Linked DNA regions of Homo sapiens: region 2 is linked to region 1. Evidence: chromatin loops called from intact Hi-C (ENCODE). Cell type or tissue: mammary epithelial cell. All regions are shown on one strand. Links, peaks and the distances in the headings refer to the core of each region. The heading gives the core; the rest is flanking DNA.

The links. Peaks named below come from ENCODE experiments on the same cell type or tissue, not always from the same donor. Only the 100,000 strongest peaks of a DNase experiment are listed, where the experiment ranks them.
Region 2: a loop joins it to region 1, with 2.7 times the contacts of the local background. A loop is called at or near these places in 4 of 110 quality-filtered maps.

What each region holds. Positions count from the first base shown.
Region 1 is chr4:169,892,100-169,907,711 of GRCh38, reverse strand. No RefSeq gene overlaps it. Among named protein-coding and RNA genes, the nearest start is that of LINC02275, 76 kb to the left of the region's middle. In mammary epithelial cell, for the core only: no CTCF peak of the experiment used is centred there; a DNase peak (open chromatin) is centred at 8,261; H3K27ac peaks cover 1,439 bases.
Region 2 is chr4:169,815,783-169,831,394 of GRCh38, reverse strand. No RefSeq gene overlaps it. Among named protein-coding and RNA genes, the nearest start is that of HPF1, 66 kb to the right of the region's middle. RefSeq lists a silencer at 5,061-5,245. In mammary epithelial cell, for the core only: no CTCF peak of the experiment used is centred there; a DNase peak (open chromatin) is centred at 7,484.

The sequences.
Region 1 (15,612 bases), core at 3,753-11,752:
ACCCAATCCTTTAATCCCAACCAAGCTCTCAGCAGGCTGGTTCAACCTCCACCAAAGGGATGCCCCCTAAATGGCCATGTATTTGTTTAGGTCCAACTCTGACAGCACCCCCCCCGCCCAAATAAAAACTTTCTCTACTGATTTAAATGCCTATTTTTGAATTTCCTTCTCCAAAATGATTGACAGTGGGAATAGTCAGCCCCTACAAATAATATCCCATTGTTTGCTCTCAAAACTAGTAAAACTAGTTGGGCATGGTGGCACAGCTACAGTCCCAGCTACTTGGGAGGCTGAGGAGGGAGGATCACTAGAGCCCAGGAGTTATGGGCTATAGTGTGCTATGACTGCACCTGTGACTAGCCACTGCACCCCAGCCTGGGCAACACAGCAAGATCCCATGTCTTAAAAAAACCAATACAAATAAATTTAATTTTTTTAATTTAAAAGAATATGAAATAAGATGAATCAAATAAGACAAACATACTATTTACAGGATACTCCTCAATATCTGAGTTATTCATCCTTATGTAATACCAATGTAGGACACCAATATCCTAGTCCCCACTGCACTGTACTTTTTCAGTTCTTCCTCCAGAGTGAGTTGAAGAGACTAAGGCAGCACATTCCTCTAGCCATGCTCTAGCTTCAAATTCCACACCCCACATGCAAATGCTTAGTAAAAGAAGCCATGAGACATCCAGATTTGGTAGGTGGGAAGGATGTTTCTAATTCTGTAGGGCTTAGCCCTGCTTATGCAATGGAGGCTCTATCACACAGTGCTTGAGAGTGAGGACTCTGGAGCTAGACGTGTTGGATTCCAATCTGAATTCTACTGGTTACTTATCTGTGTGTCCTTGGGCATACTATTGAACCCCTCTGTGTCTCCATTTCATCAATAGCAAGGGATTGTAACAGAATTACTATCAGCCATTACATTAATACAAATAAAAAGCTTACAAGAGTACCTGGCACATAGAATCTGGCTCAACAAATTTTAGTTATAAGTATTGCATTATTAAAGAGGGTATTTAGCATCCCATTTTGAGCATTTTCACTGGGACCCTTGTCAATTTCAGCCAGCCACAAGAATAATATTTAAATCCTCCTACTACTTCTGCATAACCAAAGGTGACTAGCAGAATGGTCTCTTTCTGAACATAGTCTGAACAAAAATAAATTCCAGTCTCTATTCATAGAAGGCAAAAACAAACAAACAAACAAACAAAAACCCTGCTTGTAACTCTTCCAATGACAATATTTTGCAAGTTCAAACAATTTTTTCAAGACCAGTCTTCATTAGGCACCTAGTTAAGAAATCTGGACTTTAGACTGATGGCAATGAGGAGGCAATGAAGAATTTTCTTGTTTTGTTCTTTTTTTTTTTTTTTTGAGGCAGAGTCTCCCTCTGTTGCCCAAGCAGAAGGGCAATGGTGCAATCTCAGCTTACTGCAACCTCAAACTCCCAGGCTCAAGCGATCCTCCCACCTCACCCTCCCGAGTAGCTAGGACTACAGGCATTGTGCCACCACACCCAGCCCAGAATTTTAAATGAAACATTACTTGATCAAACTTGTGTTTTGAGAAGAGCACTCTGGCAACAATGTGAGAGCAGATGAAGGGCTATTGAGAAGGAAGTCCAAGTGCAGGCCACTTCAATTACCTAGACAGGAAATAAGAAGGACCAAACCCAAGGCAACAGGTGGAGGGATTATGCCAAAAGATCTTCCATGACCATCACATCTCCAGAATATCAAATTTAGTAATCACCTATTTTTCAGCTTAATCTTGTATGATGTTAAAAAGTGGTGGGTGCGGCCAGGCACGGTGGCTCAGGCCTGTAATCCCAGCACTTTGGGAGGCCAAGGCTGGCGGATCATGAGGTCAAGAGATCGAGACCATCCTGGCCAACATGGTGAAACCCCATCTCTACTAAAACTACAAAAATTAGCCAGGTGTGCTGGCGCATGCCTGTAGTCCCAGCTACTCGGGAGGCTGAGGCAGGAGAATCGCTTGAACCCGGGACTCGGAGGTTGCAGTGAGCTGAGATCACGCCACTGCACTCCAGCCTGTTGACAGAGCGAGATTCCATCTGAAAAAAAAAAAAAGTTGTGGGGGAGTGGGTGCATGCTTAAACACTTGGCTTCCAGATCTCATACAGGAAAACATGAGCAAATGTCATCTATGAATTTATAGTATGCTTCCTATTAGTGAATGGCTTTGCCTTTCCACAATGATGATTACCCGATAATAAAATTCAGCATTTAAAATAGAAAATTATTAGACTTGGATAATGGCACCCTTTTCTCTGAAAACTTCCAGGACCTGGGCAGGAGGCAGAAAGGGCATGAGGCTCTTCTGGGAATCAGCACACATTCTCCAATAGGCCAGCAGAGTGAGGGGCTTGGAAGGCCAAAGGCCTCTGTCAGAAAGAACCATTGGTGCCGGATCCATGGCACCTCTTTATTTTCTGCGGGCTCTAAGGATGAGCCTGGCAGCTACACTTTTATTGTAGAACAGAATTCAATTTTCAGTTCTTTCTCTTAATCTTTTCCCCTAGAACAGACACAAAAGCAAGAATTATTTCTTCAATAATATGGCGCATCAGCATCTTTATTTTCTCAGCTGCACAAATGCTTTTTAGTATATCATTTGGTCAGCATTATCTTATTCCTATAGAACAAATAATAGAAGCACAGAGAATAACAGTGGGTTACCCAGTGTCACACAGCTAATCAGCTTCCAAGCTGTATGTCATAAAGGTAATCAGCTTCCAAGCTGTAACACTCAATGTTATCCCTACTACATTAGTAGACACCTAGTGAGTCCTTGAATTTCAATCCAGGGCTCCACTCAGATATTGTTTTTGTAAGCAAAAGATAAATTAATCCTACCTTTTGAGAGATAGGATTTAGAAGAAACAAGAAAAGAAATGTTAAGATTAGATAATCTAAGTGAGAAAAGTAAAATAATTAATAATTTTAATCAGTGCCAGAAAAACATTTTCAGCAAATAATGGTCTCACTGATATTTTATAAAACATGAATCCCCATACACGGTATTTCTCTAGTTTCAAGAAGCACTGTAGATGAATTATTTAAAAGGTCATGTTTTCTTCAGCAAGCCTTCCCCTCTTACTTTGTTTTTGTTTTTTTAGAACTACATCTCTAAAGATTTTTTAAATTTTTTATGCTAAAAGAAAATAGTAACTCCTGTGACTGATGTTCCAGTATCCCAAGATACACATTGTCAGATAAGCAAACTATGCAACACTGCATGATATAAAACAGTTTTCAGGAAAAAAATATTAATTTTATCTGGCATATCTGGCATATTTGGGGCCATAAGATTTGCTTTACTCACCGTTAGAATTTCTTCGTGAGTCTTTTCTAAAAAATAGACAAATGATGGTTTAAATTAACAAACTAGGTCTCTACAACCACAATTTCAAGCATTGTCTGTCTCTCCAGAAGTACACTAAGATTGATCTAGTTCTTTCTATTCTTAGATTTCTTCCTTTTATACTTCCCAACTGTCATCATCCTCCAACACGATCAAAAATCAGGTTAAGACAGAAATAAATGTATGTTCCAAGCGCATTTACCTGGGAAGAGTTTTGTTCTCAGAAGGACAAAGTGTATCATAGATCCAGCATCCCTCAGAGGCTGATCGGAGGTGAGTTTACAATTCATACACACACTCACATGTTTTTTCCATAAACTGAAATAATACGGAAGGTCATAACATCTCTCCCACAAGGAAAAGATAGATAGTATGTTATTCTTAAGAAAAGTCAAACGTTTGTGATTTTTTTTTTTGTTCTTTATGCATCTCACTAAAACATATTTCCATCACACTTGTGAATCAGTGATTCACCACCACCCTACACTCCTGGCTCAAGAAAAAGTACAGAACAGGATTTGGGCTGGAAATCTCTTCAGATCTGTAGCTAACAAAGAGCAAATTATTTAAAATATAAACCAAGCTGAAATCACAGCCTTTATTGGGCACTGACTATGCACTAGGCACAGGCAGGCTTGCGTGTGCTGTATCCTTACCACAGTCTATTGAGAAATGTATAATCAACTTAGTTTACAAATGAGCAAAGTCAGGTTAGGAAGATTAAGTAATTTTCCAACATAATACAACCAATACATAGCCAGGCCTGGATTCAAAACCATATCTGCTTTAGTCACTTGTCCCACGAACATTTTACTAAGATGCTGTGAGCCAGGTATTGTTCTAGGACCTGGAAATATAGCAGGGAGCTGACATTCTAGTAGGGGGAAAAAGCAATAAACAAATGCGCGCGTGTGTGTGTATAGATATAGATATACAGTAGATGTAAAGTCAGAGAGTGAGGATTATCACAGAGAAAAATAAAGCAACTGAGAGGAGGATAGAAAGAGAAGAAAAGAGGGTGTGGTTTGGATGGGGTGTCCAGGGAAGACCTCTGGGAAGGTGAATCTGGGCGGGGCTTGGATGGAGTGAGTGAAAAGCAGTGTCAGTATCTAGGGAAAGAGGCTTCCCGGCAGAGGGGGCATCAGGGGCAAAGGCTGAGAGATGGTAGTGATTCTGCAGCATGGTTGAGCAATAGCACCGAGATCCATGTGGCTGGAACTGCAGGCAAGAGGAAACAGAACAGGAGATGAGGCTGGAGGCGCAGCCAGTCAGAAGAACTTTGGGTCCTTGCATAAGGAGATGACAAGAAGTTGGGGGTGTCTGGGGCAGAGGGCTAGATGATCGGTTTCACTCCACGCCACTGTCCTCTGTACGTCACTTCCATCCCCGTAGTACCCAATGTCCCCTCTTGCTTGACCAAAGCCTGAGTTTCTGAAACCTGTTCTAAGACCCATACTGCCCTCACCTGTTTCTCTGATCATAGTTGCAGTTACGTGGCCACTGGTGGCTTGTTACTGTTATCTGTCCTTCTACCCTATGGAAATTATGGACCTCCTAGCTCATCCACTCAGGGCAGCTTTCTGAGTGCTGCCTGGAAAACATCAACCCATGAAGACTGTCATAGACTTTCCAAGGCACAGACCCATCACTTCTGCTTCTCTGTGTTAAAAACATCCCCACGGATTTTATGCCTTGATTTTCTCCTCATGGCACAAGATTCATCCAGATTCACAGCCACAGCCACATCTTCCAGATGGAAGGACAAACATGAGCCCTGATTTTGCTCCAAAAACTGCTAGAAGTTGGGGAAACAGCAACAAACAAGATACAGCCACTCCCCACATGGAGCTCACATTCTCTGCATCCAGGTCACACTCCTCAGTCAGAAAATGGGAGGCGATAGAGAGGGGAATCTTCGTAGTTTGATGAAGTGAACGAAATAAAATTTTTGCATTGTTCTTAGTTGCAACTTTTTTATTTTAAAACATCAGATAACATTAAAGGAAGGCATGTTTTATGTTGGCCAAGAAAAAAATAGGCTTTAAAAGGCTGAAAAACAGTGGAATTGAGGGCTTTAGCAATGACCTTATTTTCATTATCTAGACTGAAGTAGTCCTCCGAGGGGAGAATTTCAAATGTTAGAACAGGAGAGGAAGTGTCATGAAATATGGCTACAGGAGATGATTTGAGGACAGCAGAATCTCCTCAAATTACTCACAGACTGCTCTACATTTGCAAGGGCTGGCCGCATCCAAACATAGGATTTGCAGTCCTATCAGTGCGTTTGAGCGTCCCTAACTCAGCGGTTACATCTCTGTTCTTACTGTCTCTATTTCCCTGACCAGGACTATTTGATGTCCTAGTAAGGTTCTACTCAGCCTCTTTTCTTTATTAAAAACTAATTCTAGCTGGATGCGGTGGCTCACGCCTGTAATCCCAGAACTTTTGGAGGCCGAGGCAGGCAGATCACCTGAGGTCAGGAGTTCCAGATCTGGCCAGCATGGTGAAACCCCATATCTACTAAAAATACAAAAATTAGCCGGGCATGGTGGCGGGTGCCTGTAATACCAGCTACTCAGGAGGCTGAGACAGGAGAATTGCTTGAACCCAGGAGGCGGAGGCTGTAGTGAGCTGAGATCGTGACACTGCACTCCAGCCTGGGCAACAGAGCAAGACTCCGCCTCAAAAAAAAAAAAAAAAAAAAAGGCAGCTAATTCTAAGGCAGGGCAATCTGGACACCTGTCCCTTTATATTTACCCTTCAGGGCACATAACAATGTAGATCACCCAGCAGAGTCCTTGAAACTGATTGACTGATTGACTTCCTCATTTCCTACTTGTCAATTGCCTGTAGGCCTGTGTGTGTGGTAGATCACATCATATATATAATGTGTCAATTATCTATACATGTGTATATAAATATGTATACATACATCTCTGTGTCTTACATTTAGTAACCGCTCATTTTTGGGTTAACAATTTTTTTTTCATCAGGGCTAAAATTTATTTCATTTTCTCACATTTCTCACAACAAAGATTCTCACAGATTTTGTGCTGGAATTTTTTGTTTCATCATGGGAGAAAGATTCATTCAGATTCAGTTGTATCCACTTCTTCTAAGACAAATACTCAGACCACTGTTTCTGAGCCTTATTTTCTCTAGGAGGACAAAGTATCTCCTGGATAGTGACTCCAAATTTTTCTGTCTTGCTTTCTTTCAGAAACAAAGCACTGTCAAGAAATGCTTCCCAGTCTCTAAAAATGCTGAGAGGAGTTGGGGTGGGGGGGTGAAGGGGGTCTCTTATCTTGGCCTTTAGAAGGACTTCCATATAGAACCACTTCTCCATGCCCACACAGTCTTCTCAACACGTCCCCCGTAGGGGCTCCTTCTGTTCTGGTGCACAAGTGGCCCCCGTATCCTACACCTGGAATAACTAAGTCCAAGAGAAGGGCAGCCCAAATGACCAGATTGATGCCTGAGAAAGAGCTCTAAACTGAGATATTTTTACCCTTCAGCTGTTAGACGTGGAAACAGATACACATTCCGCTGTCCTCCAAAACAGGTGAAGACATTTCACAAGCAAATGGTCAGTTGGGTAGCCTTAAGCTGAGTTTCCCCACCCCTCCTACAGTCCTGCTTTTCCTTTCTCTTCTTTCTGGCAATAAATTTCTAGCTCTAATTGTTCTCTATGACTCACACCTTTGACCGATATTTACCCAAGAACCCACTGTGTGCTACTCTGTGCTTGCCGCCACGTGGCTATAGAAGACATTTACTAAAGATATAATCCCACAATTGGAATTGCTGGTGTTTCAGGTGGAACACAAAAACATTCAGGAAACATATATGGAATCTGTGTAGCAGTGACAGAAGGAAGTCCAGATGTGTGGGTTGGCAGGCTTTATGGAAGACAGAGACCCAAGCTGAACTTGGCAGGTTTACACACTGATGTACCAGTGGCTCAGATGGCCATTCCCAGCCAGGCAAAAGCCAAGTGAGAGCAAGATGAGTGGGAAGATCCATGAACATATGTGCTGAGTCCATCCCAGTTACAGCAGCGATGTTCTTGTGTGCTTGTCCAATTTAAAATGCCTAAATATTATTATTATTATTATTTGAGACAGGGTCTCACTCTGTCACCCAGGCTGGAGTGCAGTGGCACAATCTTGGCTCACTGCAACCTCCGCCTCCTGGGTTCAAGTGATTCTCCTGCCACAGCCTCCTGAGTAGCTGGGATTACAGGCGAGCACCACCACACCCTGCCAATTTTTGTATTTTTAGTATAGATGGGGTTTCACCATGTTGGCCAATCTGGTCTCGAACTCCTGACCTCAGGTGATCCGCCCGCCTCAGCCTCCCAAAGTGCTGTAATTACAGGCATGAGCCACTGTGCCTGGCCTAAATATTATTTTTTAATTCCTCTCAAGTTATGGAAAAAGACAGTGCAGAGTTATTCATGTCTTCTCAAGAAGGACCTGGAAGAGTTCAACACAGAGAGAGATCCCAAACCAGTACTATCACTCTCCCAGAGAAAACCACAGAAACTCCTCAAAGCAAAAGACAAATGGAACTAGAAGTCTAATTGTAACCCCCAATGGCTTATAACCCCATCTGAGCCTGTATCCTTGAATGTCACTCTGCCCACAAAACAACCAGAGGAAATTCCCGAAATGTACATAGTTTTTCCTCTCTCCTCTCTTTCTCCCACATTCACTGGAAAAAATGTTTGACTGCTCTCTGTACCCCCTCTTGCTTTCTGCTTTTGTATACCACCTGTTCCTGTGGTGTTTTAATGAATACGCATAAGCCCTGACTCATAAGATTAAAATGAGCACCATTCCAAAATTCTGATTGTGCCATGGAGATCACAGCCAGGATATGTAGGCTGAGCTGAAAGCAAGAACTGGTTTCCTTTGTGATCTTCTTTAACACCTACAACTTCTCACTCTATAATGGACCATTGTGTTTCTCTGGGCTGCTCTATGACTCACCAGTCTATCATACAGATAGATGGAATTTGTTCATTTCCAAGGGATTTTTTTAGGGGGTATATTAGTCCATTCTCACACTGCTATAAAGAAATACCCAAGACTGGATAATTTATAAAGGAAAGAGGTTTAATTGACTCACAGTTCCGCATGGCTAGGGAGGCCTCAGGAAACTTAAAATCATGGCAGAAGGGGAAGCAGGCACGTCTTACATGGCAACATGAGAGACAGAGAAAGAGAAAGAGAGAAAGCGAGAGAGAGTGCCAAGGGGGAAGAGCCCCTTATAAAACAATTAGATGTTGGTAGGGCACGGTGGCTCAAGCCTGTAATCCCAGCACTTTCAGAGGCTGAGGCAGGCGGATCACAAGGTCAGGAGATCGAGACCATTCTGGCCAACATGGGGAAAGCCCGTCTCTACTAAAAATACAAAAATTAGCTGGGTGTGGTGGTGTGTGCCTGTAATCCCAGCTACTGGGGAGGCTGAGGCACGAGAATTGTTTGAATCCAGGAGGCGGAGGTTGCAGTAAGCCGAGATCACACCACTGTACTACAGCCTGGCGACAGAGCGAGACTCCATCTTAAAAAACAACAACAACAAAAAAAAAATTAGATGTCATGAGAACCCACTCACTATCACAAGAACAGCATGGAGGAAACCGCCCCCATGATCCAGTCACCTCCAACCAGGTCCCTCCCTCGTCAAGTGGGGATGATGGGGATTACAATTCAAAATGAGATTTGGGTGGGGACACAAAGACAAACCATATCAAGGGGGTCTGGAAATCTCAGACAGCAAGGAAGTGCTAAAGCTATATGATTTTCTGGTAAAAGAGCAGCTGCCCCTAAAGTATTTCATTCTAAAATTTGGCTGATGGCAGAATTGCACTGATTTTTAACCACTTTGTTTGGCTAGCAGATGATGGCTGGATCAGCTGTGGCCTAAACCTCCTTCACTGTAATCAGTCCTAGGCTATGAGGAGGAATTGTGCTTGACAGGTAGTTAAGAAAACTGACAGGAAATAGCATTTGGCCTCTTTAAAGGTAAACTACAATCTGTAAGAGATAATCCAAATCTAATTTATCAAAATTCCAGATGGCAAAGCTATGAGTAACATAGCCTCTGCCTGAGGTTTATATTAAATTATGACTTATTTACCTTTTACTGTTCTTTAAATTTTAACTTTCACATAAAAGGGAAGGACTAAAATTCTGCATACCCTGAATTTGGAGCACAGCAGTTTCTACGCCACTGTTGAATACAGGATGTAGATGCATTGATTGGGAATGCAGACTGCCCAGGCTGGAGTTGAGACCAACTTGACCAATGTCAAAACAGTGTGAGTGTTCATTCATGATGCTGAAGAACGAAGGAAAAGCAATATGCATTCAGATTTAAGCATAAGGAATGAAATCTGTTTTAGGGCCAGGCATGGTGGCTCACATGTGTAATCTCCGCACTTTAGGAGGCCAAGATGGGAGGATCACTTGAGCTCTGGAGTTCCAGATGAGCCTGCACAGCATAGAGAGACCACCATCTCCACAAAAAATAAAAATAAATTGTAAAATAATAGCAAATAAAAAGAAGTCTGTTTTAGGAATTTACCTTCATCTCAATAAAAGGGAAAAAAACAAATTATTGATCCCATCTGCAAACTCCTGTGGAGAATTGTTTTATGCTTTTACTACTATGGTGGAAGAAAAGCATTTCATTTTTCTACATGTGGGAAGAGTTACTTCTCAAAAGTTTGGTCTCTATTTAAGTACAGGGACACATGGCTCGGATCTTCTGGAAAAGTATCAATTTCAAATATTCAGGTTGGGTCCAGGCTAGGAGTGGGAAAAAGTTGTCCAGTAAGTACTATCATTGAAAACCAGTCTTCCCCTACTCCCGAAGCACAATCTGGACCTTTTTTTTTGTTACAACCTGCTTTCCACCCATGGGAATGGTCTTTTTTCCCCGTGCAGTGTCCAGGAGAGACTTATCATTTGAGATTCTTGGGAGTTAAGGACGGAGTTCAACTCTGTACTGCCTGCCCTTTGCTTGAGTCAGCAAAGACAAGAGGGGAGAATTTCCACCATAATTCCTGAGACCTTTGGGAGTTATTTCCTAGCAAATAGGGAGGAAAAAAAACAATTAACATCTCACATCTTTTTCACTTTCCATTCCAGGAATTTTATGCTAAACCCAATAAATCAACATTGTGCTGCTAATCTAGGAAAAATTATCTGTTGTAACCAAGAGGACAGCTGCACATTGCAAAGGGCCAGCTTTATGGAAATCAATTTTTTTCTTCCTTTGGACATCTTTGTGGGAGGGCCAGATGTCAGGATTTTGGAGGTGGCCTTTCAAGTTTGCATTTCTATATTACTCTTTGAAAGCAGTAAGTCTGGTGATGTTTCTCCACTGTAATGTGATGATGGGAGCCATCCATCTGTAACCTTTCCTTTATTCCCTTAAGAAGATGGAGGAGTATGGGATGTTAAGGTTAAGCCCGGCAGCAAAGCCAAGCTCAGATACCTCAAGGGTCCACTCCTCCAAACCCATGGCCTCTTCATAAAAAAAGAAAACAGATCTACAGGAGAAAAAAAGCCAAGAGCAAACCCAAAACACTTCTACTCCACCTCCACTGCATTGTGGAAGGTCTATGCCATGTTCTCTGCTCCTCTGATGGCCATGCCCAGACTGCCTTTCCTTTCCCCTTTCCCCTTTCCTTTCCTTCTTTTTCGTTTCTTTCTTTCAAGACTGAGTCTTGCTCTCTTGTCCAGGCTGGAGTGCAGTGGCACCATCTTGGCTCACTGCAACCTCTGCCTCCTGGGTTCAAGTGATTCTCCTGCCTCAGCCTCTGGAGTAGCTGAGACTAGGGGCGCTTACCACCTAATTTTTTGTATTTTAGTAGAGACGGGGTTTCATTCAGTCTGCCCAGGCTGGTCTCAGACTCCTGAGCTCAGACAATCTGCCCGCCTCCACCTCCCAAAGTGCTGGGATTACAGGCAGGCTTGAGTCACCGCACCTGGACGAGACTTTTCTTTTTTTTTTTTTTTTTGTGACGGAGTTCCAGTCTTGTTGCTCAGGCTGGAGTGCAATGGCTCTCAGCTTACCGCAGCCTCCGCCTCCTGGGTTCAAGTGATTCTCCTGCCTCAGCCTCCCAAGTAGCTGGGATTATAGGTATGCACCACCACACCCAGCTAATTTTGTATTTGTAGTAGAGACGGGGTTTCTCCACGTTGATCAGGCTGGTCTCGAACTCCCGACCTCAGGTGATCCGCCCATCTCAGCCTCCCAAAGTGCTGGGATTACAGGCCTGAGCCACTGCACCTGGCCCAGACTTTTCTTTAAAAGTACGTGGTATGTGGGGTTTCCTTACCCCAGAATATGATACCATGTGACCAATATTATCAACTGTGACAGTACCAGTAAAGCTCCAATTTTTTTAAAAATTGAATTGATTGAATCAAATTAAATTGAAACTCATTTCAGAGTTTTTTTTAAAATTTGGAACCCCCTGGAAAGATGATACCTTAAATTATCATCAGCAACGGCCTTACATACCAGTGAAGGCATCAGCAGGCAAGGAGACCAGACTGCTAAAAGTAAGGGACTATGACAAAAAGAAGGGTGTTGGAAAGTGAAGAAAGTGACTTGGAGCCTAGAGGAAGGTAAGAAGCCCTAACACCAGGCATAGAAGACTCATTCTTCCCATTCAATAAGGAGACGCAAACTCAGAACCAGGCAACTGGAAAGTTGTGATCATGTATCTGTATATATTATCACCATATATATTTATATATATTATATAAATATGATATATAAATAAGTATATTTATATATTATCACCATATATATTTATACATATATAAATACATAAATATTATGTATAAATATGTATTTATATATTTGATGATACTATATACAGTATATTATATATCTGTATAGACTATAAAATTTATATATGTAAATATATTTATATATAAATGTATGTAAATATGTATTTTTTTTCTTTTTTTTTTTTTTGAGACGGAGTCTCTCTCTGTCGCCCAGGCTGGAGTGCAGTGACATCATCTCAGCTCACTGCAAGCTCCGCCTCCTGGGTTCACGCCATTCTCCTGCCTCAGCCTCCCGAGTAGCTGGGACTACAGGCACCTGCCACCACGCCCGGCTAATTTTTTCGTATTTTTATTAGAGATGGGGTTTCACTGTGTTAGCCAGGATGGTGTCGATCTCCTGACCTCATGATCCGCCCACCTCGGCCTCCCAAAGTGCTGGGATTACAGGCTTGAGCCACCACACCTGGCCTATATTTTTGTAAATATATTATAGCATTATATATTTGTATATATTACATATTATATTACTTTTTTATTATTTATATATTTGTATTTTAATTTTTATTATAAAATATAGATTTATATTTATATGTATATGTTATATTTGAGACAGGGTCTTGCTCTGTCACCCAGGCTGGAGTGCAGTGGTGTGATCACAGCTCACTGAAGCCTCTACCTCCTGGCCTGGGCTAAAGCAATCCTCCCACCTCAGCCTCCTGAGTAGCTGGGACCACAGGTGTGCATCACCACACTCGGCTTATTTTTTAAACTTTCTGTAGAGATGATGTCTTACCACGTTGCTCAGGCTGGTTTCAAACTCCTGGGCTCGTGCAATCCTTCCACCTTGTCTTCCCAAAGTGCTGAGATTACAGATGTGAGCCACTGCTCCTGGCCAAGTGATAATATTAACAGTACTTGCTTACAAAATTGTTGTGAGGCAGGAATGGAATAATGCCTATTTTGAGCACTTTTAATTGACAAATGTTCTATCTGTATTGGTTTAATTCTGTTAATTCTAAGACTAGCCTTTGCTCTGAGACTTCGACTGATCTCCCTTTTTTTGGTTGTCAGCCTTTAACTCTTTGGAAGAAAGGTGGTGTGTAAATCTAAGTACTTAGGATTTATATGTTGAAATATATTATCTTAGCACACAATCCCTTGGACTAAATTTTAATCTAATTGTTATTAACTTGGGATATGGGATGATAAAACATTTAACTATTTCTTGTCTAAACATTGTCTTTTTGTACTTAGATCGATGCAAAAATGGCAATTCATTATATTCAGGATATTTTCACCAACCGTTAATAAGGCATCCGGACAATTCCACTCTAATGGATGGCCGACTTTCATCTTGTACAATCTTTCTTCTGCATCATATCTGTTGGTCATTGGCTTTGCATCATAGGCAATAGCACTCACCTGGTTTCTATATGAAGAGACTGGCCTGTGGAAACCCTGTAGCCCTCGCTACACTCTGATTCTTCTTGTATGTCTTTTATTTTCTCTCAGAAATTAATGACTCCAAACATCACAAACATTCCTGCTTCCCTGACAATTCTCCCAACATCTCTCCTTTATGAAGCCCCGTGTCTTACTCCTTATTGCTTTTACAATGAAAAGAGCATGAGCTTTAGATTTCAGACAAAACTAGGTTCAAATCCCAGCAGGTTCACAAGTTACATCTATGACTTCAGACAAATTACTTGACTCCTCTGAGCCTTTGTGTCCTCACCTGTAAGATGAAGCGACCATGAGATAAAAGAAATAAGAGAAATAAAAGAGAGAACAAAACTCTGGGTAACAGGCCTGGCCAACAGAAAACACTTAATACACCTGAATTCTCTCATGTCCTCTGCTGCAGCCCAGAAACTTTCCCTTACTGCTCAAGCCTTAGGGATCTCGCTCCCTTCTGAACTCCTCTATCGTACACCATCGATCTCCTCGATTCCATTCTAAGCACTCTGAGGAAAAAGAAATATGTCTCGCAGTTCTTCAGGACTTGATTTGGTGGCTTACCTGTAGTAAATGATCAACAACTGGCTTTTGTTCTTCTTAATGTACTAAATGCCATCACTGGCCCTTCTGTCCACACTGTACAAAAGGCCATCTCTTTCATGACATCTATTCCCCAGAAGTTCTACGTAAAAGTTGGACCAGTGAGAGTCATGGCAGGAAACAGAATTCAACTCACATATTAAAAATGAAGAATCTTTAGCCAAGGACTGCGTTTCGAGGTGTGGGTAGAGCTAAGAGCACAGCTGTGTGTTGAGGCACCTAGAGACTGGAAGTAGCAGGAGGCCACCCACACCAGAGCTGAGAGGACACAATGAGCTGTGGTCCTGAAGGTGCACAGCCCCTGCCAAGGACACGGGCCTAAAGCAAAGCAGTGAGGGACCCAGGGGAATGAATTCCTTGACTTTCCTCGCCTTCCACACTTTCATCTCTTGCTGGTATTTTCTATCTGCTGAATCTAGGAAGCTAGGAGCAGAGAAGGCCAAGGGAGGCAGTTTCCTAGCAATCAGCCTCCCAGGGTACAAAATGCAGCAAAGAAGGGGAGAGAATAGATCTGGAGCAGGGAGGGCAGTGGCAGATAAAGAGTGAAGACAGGGCCAACTTCAATTTATGTGTCTTTAAGAGTCTCAGAAGTTATTTTGGGCTGCGCGCCATGGCTCACGCCTGTAATCCCAACACTTCGGGAGGCCGAGGTGGGTGGATCACCTGAGGTCAGGGGTTCGAGACCAGCCTGACCAATATGGTGAAACCCCATCTCTACTAAATACAAAAAATTGGCTGGACACGGTGACACATGCCTGTAATCCCAGCTATTTGGGAGGCTGAGGCAGGAGAATTGCTTGAACCTGGAAGGCCAAGGTTACAGTGGGCAGAGATTGAGCCATTGCACTTCAGCCTGGGCAACAAGAACAAAACTCCATCTCAAAAAAAAAAAAAAAGAAAAGAAGAAGTTATTTTGTCTCAAAATCACAGAAAAGAAGTAGGATTTCAAAAAGCTAGGCAGAGCTAACATCACCAATATTGGAGTAGACCAAACTCATGTGCCTCCTGACATGCTGATGAAGGAGGACACAGCATCACTTTCATGATCCTCCTCCCAAAAATCATAACCTACGTCTTATCAGACAAACCCAAACAGAGGAACGTTCTACAAAATATTCTTCAAAATTGTCAAGGTCATGAGAGATGAAGTATGACAGAGGAACTGTCCCAAATCAAAGGAGATTAAAGAGACCCAAAAACCAAGTGCAACAGGCTATCCTCGATTGGATCCTGGATCAGAAAAAAAAAAAATGTAATTTTTCTTTTTCTCCAGAGGACATTAGTCAGATAAGTGAAAAATTTGAATAAGGGCCAGGCACCATGGCTCACACCTGTAATCCCA
Region 2 (15,612 bases), core at 3,751-11,750, 76 kb after region 1:
TTTATTGATTTGTGTATGTTGAACCAAACTTGCATCCCAAGAATAAACCCTACTTGATCCTGGTGGATTCCCTTTTTTAAGTGCTGCTGGATTCAGTTTGCTAGTATTTTGCTGAGGATTTTTGCACCTGTGTTCATCAAGAATGTTGGCCTGAAGTTTTCTTTTTTTGTTGTGTCTCTGCCAGGTTTGGGTATCAAAATGATGCTGGCCTCATAGAATGAGTTAGGGAGGAGTCTCTCCTCCTCAATTTTTAAAAATAGCTTCAGTAGGAGTGGCACCAGCTTTATAAATCTGGGAGAATTTGACTATGAATCTATCTAGTCCTGAGATTTTTCTGGTTAGAAGACTTCTTATTACAGAGTCAATTTCAGAACTCATTTTTGGTCTGTTCAGGGATTGTATTTCTTCCTGGTTCAATCTTGGGAGGTTGTATGTTTCCAAGATTTATCTATTTCTTCTAGGTTTTCTAGTTTGTGTGTTTGTAGTAGTCTCTGGGGGTTATCTGTATTTCTGTGGGGTCAGTGGTAATGTCCCCTTTGACATTTTTGATAGAGTTTATTTGGATATTCTCTTTTTTCTTTATTAGTCTAGCTAGTGGTCTGTCAATCTTATTAAGGTTTTCAAAGAACAAACTCCTGGATTCATTGATCTTTTGTATGATTTTTCACATCTCTATTTCCTTCAGTTCAGCTCTGATTTTGGTTATTTCTTGTCTTCTGCTAGCTCTGGGGTTGGTTTGCTCTTGTTTCTTTAGTTCCTCCAGGTGAGTTGTTAGGTTGTTAATTTGAGATCTTTATAATTTTTTCGATGTGTGTCTCTAGTGCTATAAACTTTCCTCTTAACACCACTTTAGCTGTGTCCCAGAGATTCTGGTATGTTATATCTTTGTTCTAATTAGTTTCAAAGGGTTTCTTGATTTCTGTCTTTACTTCATTATGTACTCAAAAGTCATTCAGGAGCAGGTTGTTTAATTTCCATGTAACTATATGATTTTGAGTGCTTTTCTTAGTATTGATTTCTAGTTTTATTGCACTGTGTTCTGAGAGTGTGTTTGGTATGACAGGTTGGGTTTTTTTTTTAATTTTCTGAGGATTGTTTTATGTCCAATTGTGTGGTCAATTTTAGAGTATGTGCCATGTGCAGATAAGAAGAATGTATATTCTGTTGTTTTGGGGTGGAGAGTTCTGTAAATATCTATTAGGCCCATTTGGTGAAGTATCAAGCTCAGGTTCCAAATTTCTTTGCCAGTTTTCTGCCTTGATGATCTGTCTAATACTGTAGATGGGGTGTTGAAATCTCCCACTATGATTGTGTGGGAGTCTAAGTTTTTTCATGGGTCTCTAAGAGCTTGCTTTATGAATCTGGGTGATCCTGTGTTGGGTGCATATATATTTAGGATAGTTAGGTCATCTTATTGAACTGAACCCTTTCCCATTATTTAATGCCCTCCTTTTTCTTTTTTAATTGTTGTTGGTTTAAAGTGTGTTTTTTCTGATATTAGAGTAGCAACCCCTGCTTTTTTCTGTTTTCCATTTCCTTGTTAGATTTTTCTTCATCCCTTTACTTTGAGCCTATGGGAATCATTACATATGAGATAGGTCTCTTGAAGACAGTGTACAATTGGGTCTTGCTTCTTTATCCAACTTGCCACTCTGTCCCTTTTAATTGGGGGCATTTAGCCCATTGACATTCAAGGATAATATTAATATGTGTGGGTTTGATCCTATCATCATGTTGTTAACTGGTTATTACGCAAACTTGATTGTGTGGCTGCTTCATAGTGTCAATGGTCTATGTACTTCAGTATTTTTTTGTGATGGCTGGTAATGATCTTTGCTTTTCATATTTTGCATTCTCTTAAGGACCTCTTATAAGGCAGGACTGGTAGTAACAAATTTTTCCTTAGCATTTGCTTGTTTGAAACAGATCTTATTTCTTCTTCACTTATGAAACTTAGTTTGGCTAGATATGAAATTCTTGGTTGGAATTTCTTTTCTTTAAGAATGTTGAACATGGGCCCCAATCTCTTCTGGCATGTAGAGTTTCCACTGAGACATCTGCTACTAGTCTGATAGGTTCCCTTTGAAGGTGATCTGCCCCTTACTTCCAGCTGCCTTTGACATGTTTTCTTTTCTTTTCTTTTTTTTTTTTTTTTTTTTTTTTTTTTTTAGTATTTATTGATCATTCTTGGGTGTTTCTCGCAGAGGGGGATTTGGCAGGGTCATAGGACAATAGTGGAGGGAAGGTCAGCAGATAAACATGTGAACAAGGGTCTCTGGTTTTCCTAGACAGAGGACCCTGCGGCCTTCTGCAGTGTTTGTGTCCCTGGGTACTTGAGATTAGGGAGTGGTGATGACTCTTAATGAGCATGCTGCCTTCAAGCATCTGTTTAACAAAGCACATCTTGCACCTCCCTTAATCCATTTAACCCTGAGTGGACACAGCACATGTTTCAGAGAGCATGGGGTTGGGGGTAAGGTTATAGATTAACAGCATCCCAGGGCAGAAGAATTTTTCTTAGTACAGAACAAAACGGAGTCTCCCATGTCTACTTCTTTCTACACAGACACAGTAACAATCTGATCTCTCTTTCTTTTCCCCATATTTCCCCCTTTTCTATTCGACAAAACCGCCATCGTCATCATGGCCCGTTCTCAATGAGCTGTTGGGTACACATCCCAGACAGGGTGGCGGCCCGGCAGAGGGTCTCCTCACTTCCCAGATGGGGCGGCCGGGCAGAGGCGCCCCCCACCTCCCAGACGGGGCAGTGGCCAGGCGGAGACGCCCCCCCACCTCCCTCCTGGACGGGGCGGCTGGCCCGGTGGGGGCTGGCCCCCCACCTCCCTCCCGGATGGGGCAGCTGGCGGGGCGGGGGCTGCCCCCCACCTCCTGGACGGGGCGGCTGCCAGGCAGAGGGGCTCCTCACTTCGCAGACGGGGCGGCTGCCGGGCGGAGAGGCTCCTCACTTCCCAGACGGGGCGGCTGCCAGGCGGAGGAGCTCCTCACTTCTCAGACAGGGCGGCCAGGCAGAGACGCTCCTCACTTCCTACAGGCGATGGCGGCCGGGAAGAGGCACTCCTCATTTCCCAGACTGGGCGGCCAGTCAGAGGGGCTCTTCACATCCCAGATGGTGGGCAGCCAGGCAGAGACGCTCCTCACTTCCCAGACGGGTGGCGGCCGGGCAGAGGCTGCAATCTCGGCACTTTGGGAGGCCAAGGCAGGCGGCTGGCAGGTGGAGGTTGTAGCGAGCCGAGATCACGCCACTGCACTCCAGCCTGGGCAACATTGAGCACTGAGTGAGCGAGACTCCGTCTGCAATCCCGGCACCTCGGGAGGCCGAGGCAGGCAGATCACTCGCGGTCAGGAGCTGGAGACCAGCCCCGCCAACACGGCGAAACCCCGTCTCCACCAAAAAATGCAAAAACCAGTCAGGTGTGGCGGCGTGCGCCTGCAATCCCAGGCACTCTGCAGGCTGAGGCAGGAGAATCAGGCAGGGAGGTTGCAGTGAGCCCAGATGGCGGCAGTACAGTCCAGCCTCGGCTTTCACAACTTTGGTGGCATCAGAGGGAGACCGGGGAGAGGGAGAGGGAGAGGGAGACGAGGGAGAGGGAGAGGGAGAGGGAGAAGGAGAGGGAGAGGGACATGTTTTCTTTCATTCTGACTTTGAAGAATGTGATGACTATGTGTCTTGGGGATGGTCATCCTGTATAGTATCTCATAGGGGTTCTCTGCATTTCCTGAATTTGAATGTTGGCCTTGCTATTACAGTTGAGGAAATTTTCATGGATTATATCCTCAAAAATGTTTTCCAAGTTGCTTGCTTTCTGTCTTTCTCTTTCAGGGACAACAATGAGTCATAGATTTGGTCTCTTTACATAATCCCATATTTCTAAGAGGTTTTTTTTTCATTCTTTATTGGTTTTGCTTTGTTTTTGTCTGACTGAATTATTTCAGAAAACTAATCTTTAAGCTCTGAGATTCTTTTCCTCAGTTTGACCACTTATTCTGTTAATACTTGTGACTGTATTATGAAATTCTTGAAGTAAGTTTTTCAGCTCTATCAGATCAGTTTTCTTCTTTCTTAAAATGGCCATTTTGTCTTTTACATCCTGTATCATTTTCTCTTGTTCCTTAGATTCCTTGGATTGGGTTTCAGTTTTCTCCTGAATCTTGATGATCTTCATTCTGATCCACATTCTCAATTCTATTTCTGTCATTTCAGCCATTTCAGCCTTGTTAAGAACCATTACTGTGGAACTAGTGAGGTCATTTGGAGGTAAAAAGACGCTCTGGTTTTTTGAGTTGCCAGAGTTCTTGCACTGGTTCTTTCTCATCTGTGTGGGCTGGTTTTCCTCTAGCTGTGGTGTAATTTGTGTGTGGTCAGTTGCATTTGTTTCTGGGTGTTTTCAGAGGCCCAAGGCTTTGTTCACGGTCTTTATTTGAATTCTTGTCCTTGGTTTCACGTGGGTATATTAGCAAAGTATTTTTGGCATTGCAATTGGGCTGTGATCCAGTAAATGGTGCTTAAGCGTCATGGCTGATAGGCAGGCTTGTGCTCAGCCACATGGCTCCTCTGTATTTCCTCACATTTGCAGCTCTGCTCCCTCTTTGTGCTCTGAGAGTATGAGCTCCTCTCCTACCTGAGTGCTGGCTGCAGATCTAGACTTGGCACTCCTGGGCTGCACATTGCAGCCCTGGGGTGAGCTCAGGCTTTACGTTCCCTACCCAGCTTCGGGTCAGGGACCTTGACACAATGGCAGAGGGCCTTTCACTTGTCTCTTGAAGCTCCAATCCAGAGAAATGCAGAGCCGTGACCAATCAGTGCAATTGGCCCAGACTCCAGTGGCTGCCTTGTGGGCCTAAGCCAGGAGGCTCTGCCTGGAGACAAACAGCAGGAACAAGGCTCACAGAGAAGACAGACTGCCCTCTTTCCTTAGGGCAGCTGCAGCTGATGGTATAAGTAAAGCCCTCAGGCTCTTTGTCCTTTTCCTTAGTATAAGGGCAGCAAGGGCAGAACCACTGCAGTGGTAGTGGCAGAGGGGCTGTCAGTTGCCTCTGGAAGATCCATCCCAGAGAAACTCAGAGCCACCACCAGTGGAAATGCTCACTTGGGAGTGGGAAGCTGCTCTATGGGCCCAGGCTGAGGGCCCTGCCTGGTGAAGGGTAGAAGGTGCTTCCCTGGGACAGAGCTCCTAGAGGGAGCAGGCAGGCCCACAAGTTTTGCTGCCTTAGGAAAAGTGGCCACACTGTTTTCCACGTGGGTACCTTTCCCTACTACTCCTCACTGGGCAGAGCCTCCCAATGTGGGACCTCAGCCATCCCATCTCCATCTGGGCTCTCAGGCCAACAGCTACTCTGCACTTCCCTGGGACGGAGCTCCCAGTAGTAGCAAGCAAGCCACTACCTTTGCTGCTTTGCAGCTTTCTCCTCCTCTGTTCCCTTCAGGCTTGGGAGGGAGTGAAAAAATTAAGGACTTAGTCGATCCCCAGCACAGCATGGCTGCCTGATGGAAAAGTGGCCAGACTGTTTTCCGCATGTCCCTGCTTCTGTTATACCTCACTGGGCAGGGCCTCTCAAACTGGGCTCCTAGCACAACCACCCTGCCTCTGCCTGAACACTTCAGTCGGTGGAGGCTTTACATTTTCTGGGGAAGAAATCCTAGAGACAAACCATAGCCCCTCTCCCATTGCAACTGCAGCAGTACAGATACTGCCTTTACTGTCCTTGGGCTGGGGAAGGAGCAAGGGGCCTAGTCATGTCACAGGCACCTCCAGCATACTGCAGCCACCATACAGAGAGGAGCTCATTCTCTCTTCCCTGTGAGCCATCACCAGTCATCTGTTGATGGACACTTGGGTTGGTTCCTAAGAAATCTTGGCCACTGTGACTAATGCTGCAGTGAACATGAGATGCAGATAGCTCTTTGACATACTGATTTTATTTCCTTTGGAAATAGGTCCAGTAATAGGATTGCTGGATCATGTGGTAATTCTATTTTTAATTTTTTGAAGAACCTCCATAATGTTTTTAATAGCATAAGGATTTTTAATACACTTTTATCCAATCATCTCCCTGAAACTTTTATTTATTTATTTTTAACAGCTTTATTGAGTTATAGCTGACATTCAATAAACAAGAAATTGCTTAAAGGATATAATTTCATGTGTGTGTGCACCCATAAAATAATGATTAGAATAAAGGAAATGGGCTGGGCACTGTGGCTCCCGTCTGTAATCTCAGCACTTTGGGAGGCCAAGGCGGGTGGATTGCTTGAGGTTGGGAGTTTGAGACCAGTCTGACCAACATGGTGAAACCCCATCTCTACCACAAATACAAAAATTAGCCAGGTATAGGGGTGCATGTCTATAATCCCAGCTACTTTGAGGCTGAGGCAGAAGAATCTCTTGAACCCAGGAGGCCAGAGGTTGCACTGAGTCGAGATCATGCCACTATACTCCAGCCTGGGGGACAGAGCAAGATTCCGTCTCAAAAAAAAAAAAAAAAAAGTATAAAGGAAATGAACATACCCAGCCCATACAAAGTCCTCTTGTGCTCCCACCTGCCAACCCATCCCTGAGTTTATATCACTATGGATTACTCTGCATGTCATAGAATGTTATATACATTCAACTATACAATATGTTTAGTTTTTTGTATGACTTCTTTCAGTCAGCATAATTATTTGAGATTTCTCCATTGTGTAGAGCATATCGATAGTTTGCTCCTTTCCATTGCTGAGTACTGTTCCATTGTATGGATATATCATCATTTGTTTATTCATTCTGAAAAATTTAAATACTACAATTTACATTCCATTCAGTGGAAAAGAAAAACAAGAGGAATTAGAGTCAACTCTTCCAGGAAACATGGTAAGACAGCCAAGAAATTAATCCAGGATAGCGGTCCCCAAATTCCTAGGCCCCACTCCTAGAGATTCTGATTCATGCTATTTTAACAATGTCTCCCAGTAACCCTGATGCTGAGCCAAGTTTCAGAACCATTAGTCTAGGTCAGGGCTGTCCAATCTTTTGGCCTCCTTTCCTGCCCACATTGGAAGAATTGTCTTGGGCCACACATAAAATACAGAAACACTAATATACTAATGATAGCTGATGAGAAAAAAAATCACAAAAAATCTTATAACGTTTTAAGAAAGTTTATAAATTTGTGTTGGGCCACATTCAAAGCCATCCTGGGCTGCATGCAACCCACAGGCTGCGTGTTGGAGAAGTTTGGTCTAGGTTATAACTGGGGCAGTTGTCACAGCAGACAATGTCACGGCCACAACAGGCACAGGTTAGGTGAGGTATAGAGGTCAGGAAAGGCTAGGCCAGGCATAGGTCAGACCAGGTCAAGCAGGATGGAACTTGGTTCAGGCAATCAGGGCTGGCTCCTTTCCGACAAAATGGCACGTGTCACTGCCAGGAGAGCAGCTACACGCTACCCGGTCAGCAAGTGCTGATGGAAGAGGCCAGTACCTTGGATAGCTCCCTGTTGGCAAAATTGCTTCATTCAAGCCCCAGGTCTTTCATTCTCAGACGCCTGGGCTTATGTGATAAGCTCCAACCCCAGGACACCTAGTTTGGCCAGTAAGAGAGCTTCATATGTATGCTGAACATACTTCCTGTAGCGTAAGAGAATTATGCTTATTTCCGCACTACCACCACTACCACCACCTGAGCTTTTGATCTCTCTAGCAAACAGGAAAGACTCACAGGATGCCAGTGGGGTGGCCATGACCCTGGGAATTCAACAGGACAGGTTTTGTGGCAGAGGACATGGTGAATTTATTCTTTCCAAATTGTCGAATGCCACACCCTGCTAGATCATCTCGTCAGTGATTTTTAACACTATCTGAAATATTGAAAACAGCTACTAACCAAAAGATCAATATAGATAAACTGATACCTGAACACTTTTAACTGAGGATAATCATTGATCATGACCAGTGACATCTTCATTTCCACGACAAGTCTGCAACTAAATAAAAGATATCATGGTATTGAAAAGACTCTTAATGGAATATAAGGAATATTTTCACTTAGCCTGGTGTGGTGGTGTGCGCATGTATTCCCAGCTACTCAGGAGGCTGAGGTGGGAGAATCACTTGAGCCTGGGAGGTTGAGGCTGCAGTGAGCCATGATCACACCAGTGCACTCCAGCTTAGGTAACAGAGCAAGACCCTGTCTCGAAAAAAAAAAAAATTCACTATCTTATAAAAAAAAAAAAAAAAAAAAAGGTACTGTCTTGGGCGTTGATATGGAAGTCCAAGAAAAGAAAAGAAGAGCCAATGTTTTAGAAGCAACTGTGTTATTTAAGAATCTGAAGCCTCAAACACAAAAGTAAAATAAAGATATTCACAATGACAATTTAAACACATCTTTAATGCCATTTTTGTTCTTCCAACTGGTTTTAACTCAACCCACAACTAGCAGGCGACACAGAATGAATTGGATGCAGAGTCCAAGAACAGGATTATTAGTACTAAGAACTGTCAAACCTGGTAGCTTCCATGGAATCTCTGAAGCAATAATTGCTACATGGACTGTAGCTTGGAGAGCTATGATATATTAATATATGAATAGAGTTAACATTATGTTAAATGTACAAATGTATGATACAGATAGAGTAAAAATCTAAGGAAACATCAACTGGGATAGCTAGAGCTGATGATTTAATGTACCTTTATATGAATGTGTATTTTATCTATATTAAAATCTATATTATCCATATTTGTCCTTCATTTAAAAATAATAAAACAAAATAAAGGATTCATGTGGGAAAATGAGTCTTTCATCATTATAAAGGCTGATCTCTTTAAGGATACTTAATTTAAATAAGGTGGTAATTTTCCCAGACAGTTACAATATATAAAGTTCTTAAAAAGACATGAGAGCCAAGAAAATGCATTTATGGCACCTCTAAAATAAAATGTAATAAAAAACAGACCAGTTAGAGCAGAACATTCCCTCAGTCATATTCTTCTTATTCTTCCCCTTCCGTTATCCCATTAAAGCAAAAGCACAGAGAATCCAATCAGCATCAGGTTTGGGCACAAGTAGAACATACTTAAATAAAGAGTGAAAACCATCATCTTTTGCGTCTGAATTTTTTCTTTTCACATTGGTTCCGAGTCACCATCACCTAATGTGAAATTAGGTGATCATACTGAAAAATGTATAAAGCCACTGTCATCCTGCCTAAAACACACACTGATGTGCCAGAAATGACAGCAGAGACATGAACTGGTGGCTGCCAAGGAGAACTGTGTATGTCTCTGCTGCCCACGCTATTGAGGTAGGAAGGGGAAGTCTCGGTGCTATGGTTTGAATGTATGTGTCCCTGCAAAATTCATATATTGGAACCTAATCATCAAGGTATGATATTAAAAAGTGAGGCCTTTGGGAGGTGACTAGAGGCCTTTCACCTAATCAACAAGGTATGATATTAAAAAGTGGGGCCTTTGGGAGGTGACTAGGCCATGAGGGCTCCACCTTCATGAATGAAATTAAAGTCCTTCATGAATAAGATTAAAGTCCAAAGAGACCTCAGAGAGCTGCCTTGCACTTTCATTTCTTCTGCCACGTGAGGATGCAGCAAGAGGCACCATCTTCCTCTTCTTCTGCCATCTCTTCTTCATCTTCATTATCTTCTTCTTCATCTTCCTCATCTTCATCTTCTTCATCTTCATCTTCTTCTTCATCTCTTCTGCCATGTGAAGATGCAGCAAGAGACACCATCTTCATCTTCTTCTGCCATCTCTTCTTCTTCTTCTTCATCTTCATCTTCATCTTCTTCATCTCTTCTGCCATGTGAGGATGCAGCAAAAGGCACCATCTTCATCTTCTTCTGCCATCTGTTCTTCTTCTTCATCATCTTCTTCATCTTCATCATCTTCTTCATTTTCATCTTCTTCTTCATCTCTTCTGTCATGTGAGGATGCAGCAAGAGGCACCATGTTCCTCTTCTGCTGTCATCTCTTCTTCATCTTCATCTTCTTCTTCATCTCTTCTGCCATGTGAGGATGCAGCAGGAGGCACCATCTTCATCTTCTTCTGCCATCTCTTCTTCTTCTTCATCTTCATCCTCTTCATCTTCATCATCTTCATTTTCATCTTCTTCTTCATTTCTTCTGCCATGTGAAGATGCAGCAAGAGGCACCATCTTAATCTTCTTCTGCCATCTCTTCTTCATCTTCATCTTCTTCATCTTCATCTTCTTCTTCATCTCTTCTGCCATGTGAGGATGCAGCAAGAGGCACCATCTTGAAGCAGAGAGTAAGATTCTCCATACACTGAATCCACCTTTGCCTTGATCTTGGACTTAGTAGCCTTCAGAACAGCTTTCTGGATAAATAAAGCTTTTTAATTTATTAATTACTCAGTCTGATGTATTTTGTTATAGCAGCAGAAATGGGCTGCTATTTGGGTTTTCTACAAAGGGTTAATTTGGTATGTGAATATTTGTTTGTTACTAATTTTCTTCTAACTTCTGGGTGTGGAGGAGAATTGCATGAGAGTTAAAATACATGAGTCCATACCTATTCAATAAATATTAATTGAACACTTTTGTAGGCCAGAGAAATTGCCCTAGACCCTACCCTGGAACTTATGGAGTTTATTCATCTAAGGCAAGACAACATTATATTACAATTATATCACATAACATTATGTTCAATATATCATATTAAACAAATATATAGTATAGAGTAAAAATCTAAGAGAACATCAACTGAGGTAGCTAAGGCTGATTTAATGTGCCTTTATATGAATGTGTATTTTCTCTATATTAATTATCTATATTGGTCCTTCATTTAAAAATAATAAAACAAAATAAAGGATTAATTTGGGAAAATTAGTCTTTTGTCATCATAACTGATTTATATATGCTTACCAGCATTCGTGTGTTTACTAGTTTGAACAGCATCATAAGCTTACTTACTATTTAGATAAAATATTTGAACTAATTTTATCATGAATAGTTTTTTTCAAATATTTCCACATTTTAATTACTACTCAGTTATAAGAAGTTTATTTTTTTTAATTTTCTCTAAGTTGTAAATCTGTTTTCAAGTCGGTGATGTTGAATTTGATCACCATATCCAAAAGAGTCTGCATGAATGCAGTGTTAAAATAACCTTGGTCTGGTTTTGTGTGAAATCATCATTTCACAGCAGTGTTTCTCAAAGAATGGTCCTCAAACACTTGCATCAAAGTCACCCAAGATGCTCATTACACATGCAGCTTCCTGGCCACTGCTTCAAATGTAAAAAATCAGTGTTTCTGAGAATGGAGCCTCCCAGGTGATGCATGTGCATAGTATGGTTTGAGAACCACTGATTGTTGGAGGCCGAGAGAGTGAGGGCCATCATCGACTCAATATACCACTGGAGGCTATGTGAGTAAACAGCAAACTGTTCTCATGAAAGCAGGATGTTGCCAAACTGACAAACTGCGTCTGCCATCCAGAAGGAATGCTGAGGGCAGTCACACCCCAAGTGCAGTGTTTCTTGTGATTAGGTACATCTGAAGCCATTAGTAATAATATGAACCTGTAATCAATTAAGCAGCTGACCAATTGTTATCTCCTCCTCCCTGCTCTTGCTATCTAATAAATATGAAGGGCTGCACAAGCTCAGGGTGGCTGCCTTTGCTCACTAGAAGCAGGGAGCCCTTTTCTTCTTCTCTTCTTCTCTCTTGTTCTCTCTTCTTCTTCTTCCCCACGTTACCCTTCCTTTAAAATAGTTACTTTTGTCTTAGGTGTTCATTTCTATGTTTGTCCCTTCGTTCAGTCTTTTTTTTTTTTTTTTGAGACGGAGTCTCGCCGTCGCCCAGGCTGGAGTGCAGTGGCGCGATCTCGGCTCACTGCAGGCTCCGCCTCCCGGGTTCACGCCATTCTCCTGCCTCAGCCTTTTGAGTAGCTGGGACTACAGGTGCCCGCCACCGCGCCCGGCTAATTTTTTGTATTTTTAGTAGAGATGGGGTTTCACCGTGTTAGCCAGGATGGTCTCGATCTCCTGACCTCGTGATCCGCCCACCTCGGCCTCCCAAAGTGCTGGGATTACAGGCCTGAGCCACCACGCCCGGCCTCGTTCAGTCTTGTAATGACGGTCCCAAGTAGTAACAGTGGTAACCGCTGTAATGACGGTCCCAAGTAGTAACAGTGGCAGTCGGCCACAACTCATGTGCAGAATGGAACCAACTTGTGCTGATTCTCATTTTGCCACTTTGCTCATTCAATATGGTTGCCTTGGTCTTTCATTTATTTGTTCAATGAATAATCATTGCACAAACACCATGAGCAAAGGCATTCGGCTGAGCTCTGGAGAAACACCAGGGGATAAGACAGAAATGTTCCCAAGAAGATGGGCCAGTTCTACCAGGGAAAGCAACCAACAAATAATTTCATAACTAATTACTCAATTGCAATTTTGACAGGTGCTGCTAAGGAGAAATAAGAGGTATTCATACCAAGGGGCATTGACTCAGACTCAGGGCTCTGGGATGTCATCTCTGGGGAGGGCTGCTCAAACAGGCATCTGAAGATTGGGAAGGAAAGAGCAGTCTAGGAGGAAGAGCATTCGAGGTGGAGGGAACATGTACCAAGGCTCTCGGGAAGGAAGAAGTAAGGTGGGGAATGAAATCAGTAAGAAACGCAGCTGCTAGAATGAGCAAGGCAAGGTCTCCAGACTTTTGAGACCAGTTGAGAATTTTGGATTCTATCCTGAGAACAATAATAATCAATTAGAGAGTTTTTAATGTGTCTGCCTTGTTAGTCAGTTCTGCAACTGTGTATATGGAGGAAAGAGAACAGAAGCAGTCTGAATATAATGAAGGCTCAGACAGGGTTTCGACCAATGGCAATCAGGCAGAAATGAGGAACTATGCAATGGAAATACAGCTGACAAGTAAAGATGTTCCAATTATGTCTGATGAAGTCAGTGTCCTGGAACGTTTTAAGGACGTTGAAATCTCATCTACCAAATTTTACTAATTTAAAAATAACTCTAAGAACATATATTGCCCTTTATCATCAGTGACAGCCATCCATGAGAATGAAACTAAAAACACCAATGCACATCCAAACGGTTCATTCCATCCCATGCCACAAAAGGACTTCATGTGGTTTGTGGCTGCAGCCCTTTGCCTCTAAAGAGAAGTTAGATTTGGTTGGGGCCCCTTCTCTGGCAGGGAGCACCATCCCTATTAACATGTAAACTATAAACGTGGTGGAGTTGAGGAGCACGACACTCAGCCCCAGGAACCTATTATTCTACAGAGTTAAACACAGGTTTAAGTCAAAAGGCAATGTGTTATTTTAAAAGAAGCATCAACCACTATTTTAGTCAAAAACACACAATAAGTTAGAGTAAGAGAAAAAAAAGCTTCAAAGGAAACATGGAATGAAATAATTTTGGAACTTGTAATCTATAATAGGTCAGTCCCTCTTTTTATCCTGGGCTATAATAAACAACAAAGCCCTTTACTTTCCATCCTCAGCACATTGACAATGTGGTTTGAGACTTTGATTTGGATTATGTGTTGCAATAGCTGTACTTTGAAAACACAGTCACCTATCACCGAGATTCTCTGCTGAGAGAAAAGTGTACCTGACAACCATACTTCAAAAGCTAACTTCATTTATTTGAACATCACTAAATCAAAATCTGTAAGATCCAGTCTGATTTGAGGTTTACATTTAATATGATTATAATAAAAAACTTTATTAAGCACATTTCAAACACAGACAAGATTGGAAGAGGAATGCGTAAGGAAATCTTAGAAGATGAAATATTTCAAGAGTAGTCACTGTAAAAACAATTAATATATTATTCACAAATGTCATATCTACTTAATACCACAAGGACAGTGGGATCTCTAATAAAGTCCCTGAATATCTGAGAAAACATAGTAGGCTTTCTTTTATAGCTATAGTAAGATAATTTATTATTCATTGATATATATAGTTAGTTAAATCTATCTATGTACATACTTGCCATACATACTACAAGAGATTACCAGTTTTTGAAGAATTGGACATAAAAAACATTATCTAAACATAATTGAACCTTCTTTTCCTTGTATATTTGTGTTTTAAATTTACCTATATAGTACGAATGTTGATGTTAAGCTCTATGAACTATAACACATGCATAGCTTCTTGTAACCACCAAAATAAACAGGATACAGAACAACTCTAAAACCCCAAAGAATTCTTTCCTCTTGAAAGTTGTCAGATCTTTTCCCCCAACCCTAACCCCCGGCAACCACTGTTCTGTTTTACTTCTCTATGGTTTTGCCCTTTTTAGAATGTCATATAAATGAATTCACACAGTATGTAAATGTTTGAATCTGCCTTCTTTCACTTAGCACGATTCTTCTGAGATTTATCCATGTTGTTGCATACATCTTCTATTGAGGATTCTCTCAGTAGTACTTCACAGCCTCTCAGGCTATTAATATGAAAAACATTTATATATAAAGTGACAAACATGTAGCAAGTATAAGAGGTAAGATGTAGTTAGTTCTGTGTCACAATGCAGTTTCCTTGACTTAAATAAGATCGCCACATCAGCTAGCTTGTTTGCCATTTGTTTCTTTCCAATAAAAATGTTACACAGAAAAACAGTGGTAGTTATTTGACTGCATATTGAGCCTCTGCTCAACGATTTTCAAGGCTTTCCCATTGCCTGTCAACTGAAGACCAAACTCCTTCTCAACCAAAGTTCTCTCAGAATATTTTTTTCAATCTTACCTCTACCAACTCCCTCAAGTAACCTACTTTCAACCAAACTGGGCTATTCCTTCCTCCCTGATGTCCTTCTCAGATTTGCAACATTGTGCCGACTCAGTCTTCAAGGACCTGTTCAAATGCCACCTTCTATGAATATATGCAGTCTTTTCTAATTCCTCCCTTTCTTTCCTTAAGGCTGCCCCTAACTGGATTTCATCTCCAGTTCACACACATAGCTTGCTGGGATACTCTCCTTTGGCACTACTGGTACCTTGCCTTGAGGTAAAGGATCTATGATCCTGTCTCATCACCTCCTTCTCCCATTCCCTCTACTTCTTCCCCACCGCCAGCCCCAGTAGATGGTGTGCTCCCTCTGGGAAATGCCCCGTCTTTCTCATCTTTGCGAGCACAGAGCAGACAGCGTAGCATCTTCAATTATTATTAATGTGACACTAAAGAGGCATATTACAAATAAATGTCTGGCCCTGGAAGACGTGGCAGAGGAAAGACCAGACATCTGAAAACTGACTGAAAAAGAAAATATAGCAGTTGTGACTATAATGCTACTAGGAAAATATTTCATCATCTATTCCTGGGACAACAACCATATGACAGCAGTTTCTGAATGAAAATTTTGAAATTGTAAAAAATTGCAAACTACTGTTGTTTCATCTTCTGTTAAATAGAAACACTATACAGTTAAGACTCCAGTCTCTCTAGAGGCCACACATGCCGTCTTAATGAAGTAAAACAGTTTTCCTTGCTGGAGTGACTCACGGAAGCTGGTTCACCCAAGGATCAGAAAGATGGGTTACACTTTGGATTCTGAAACACCACTTAGCAATTGGTTACCTATAACACAGTGAGTCATCATCATCT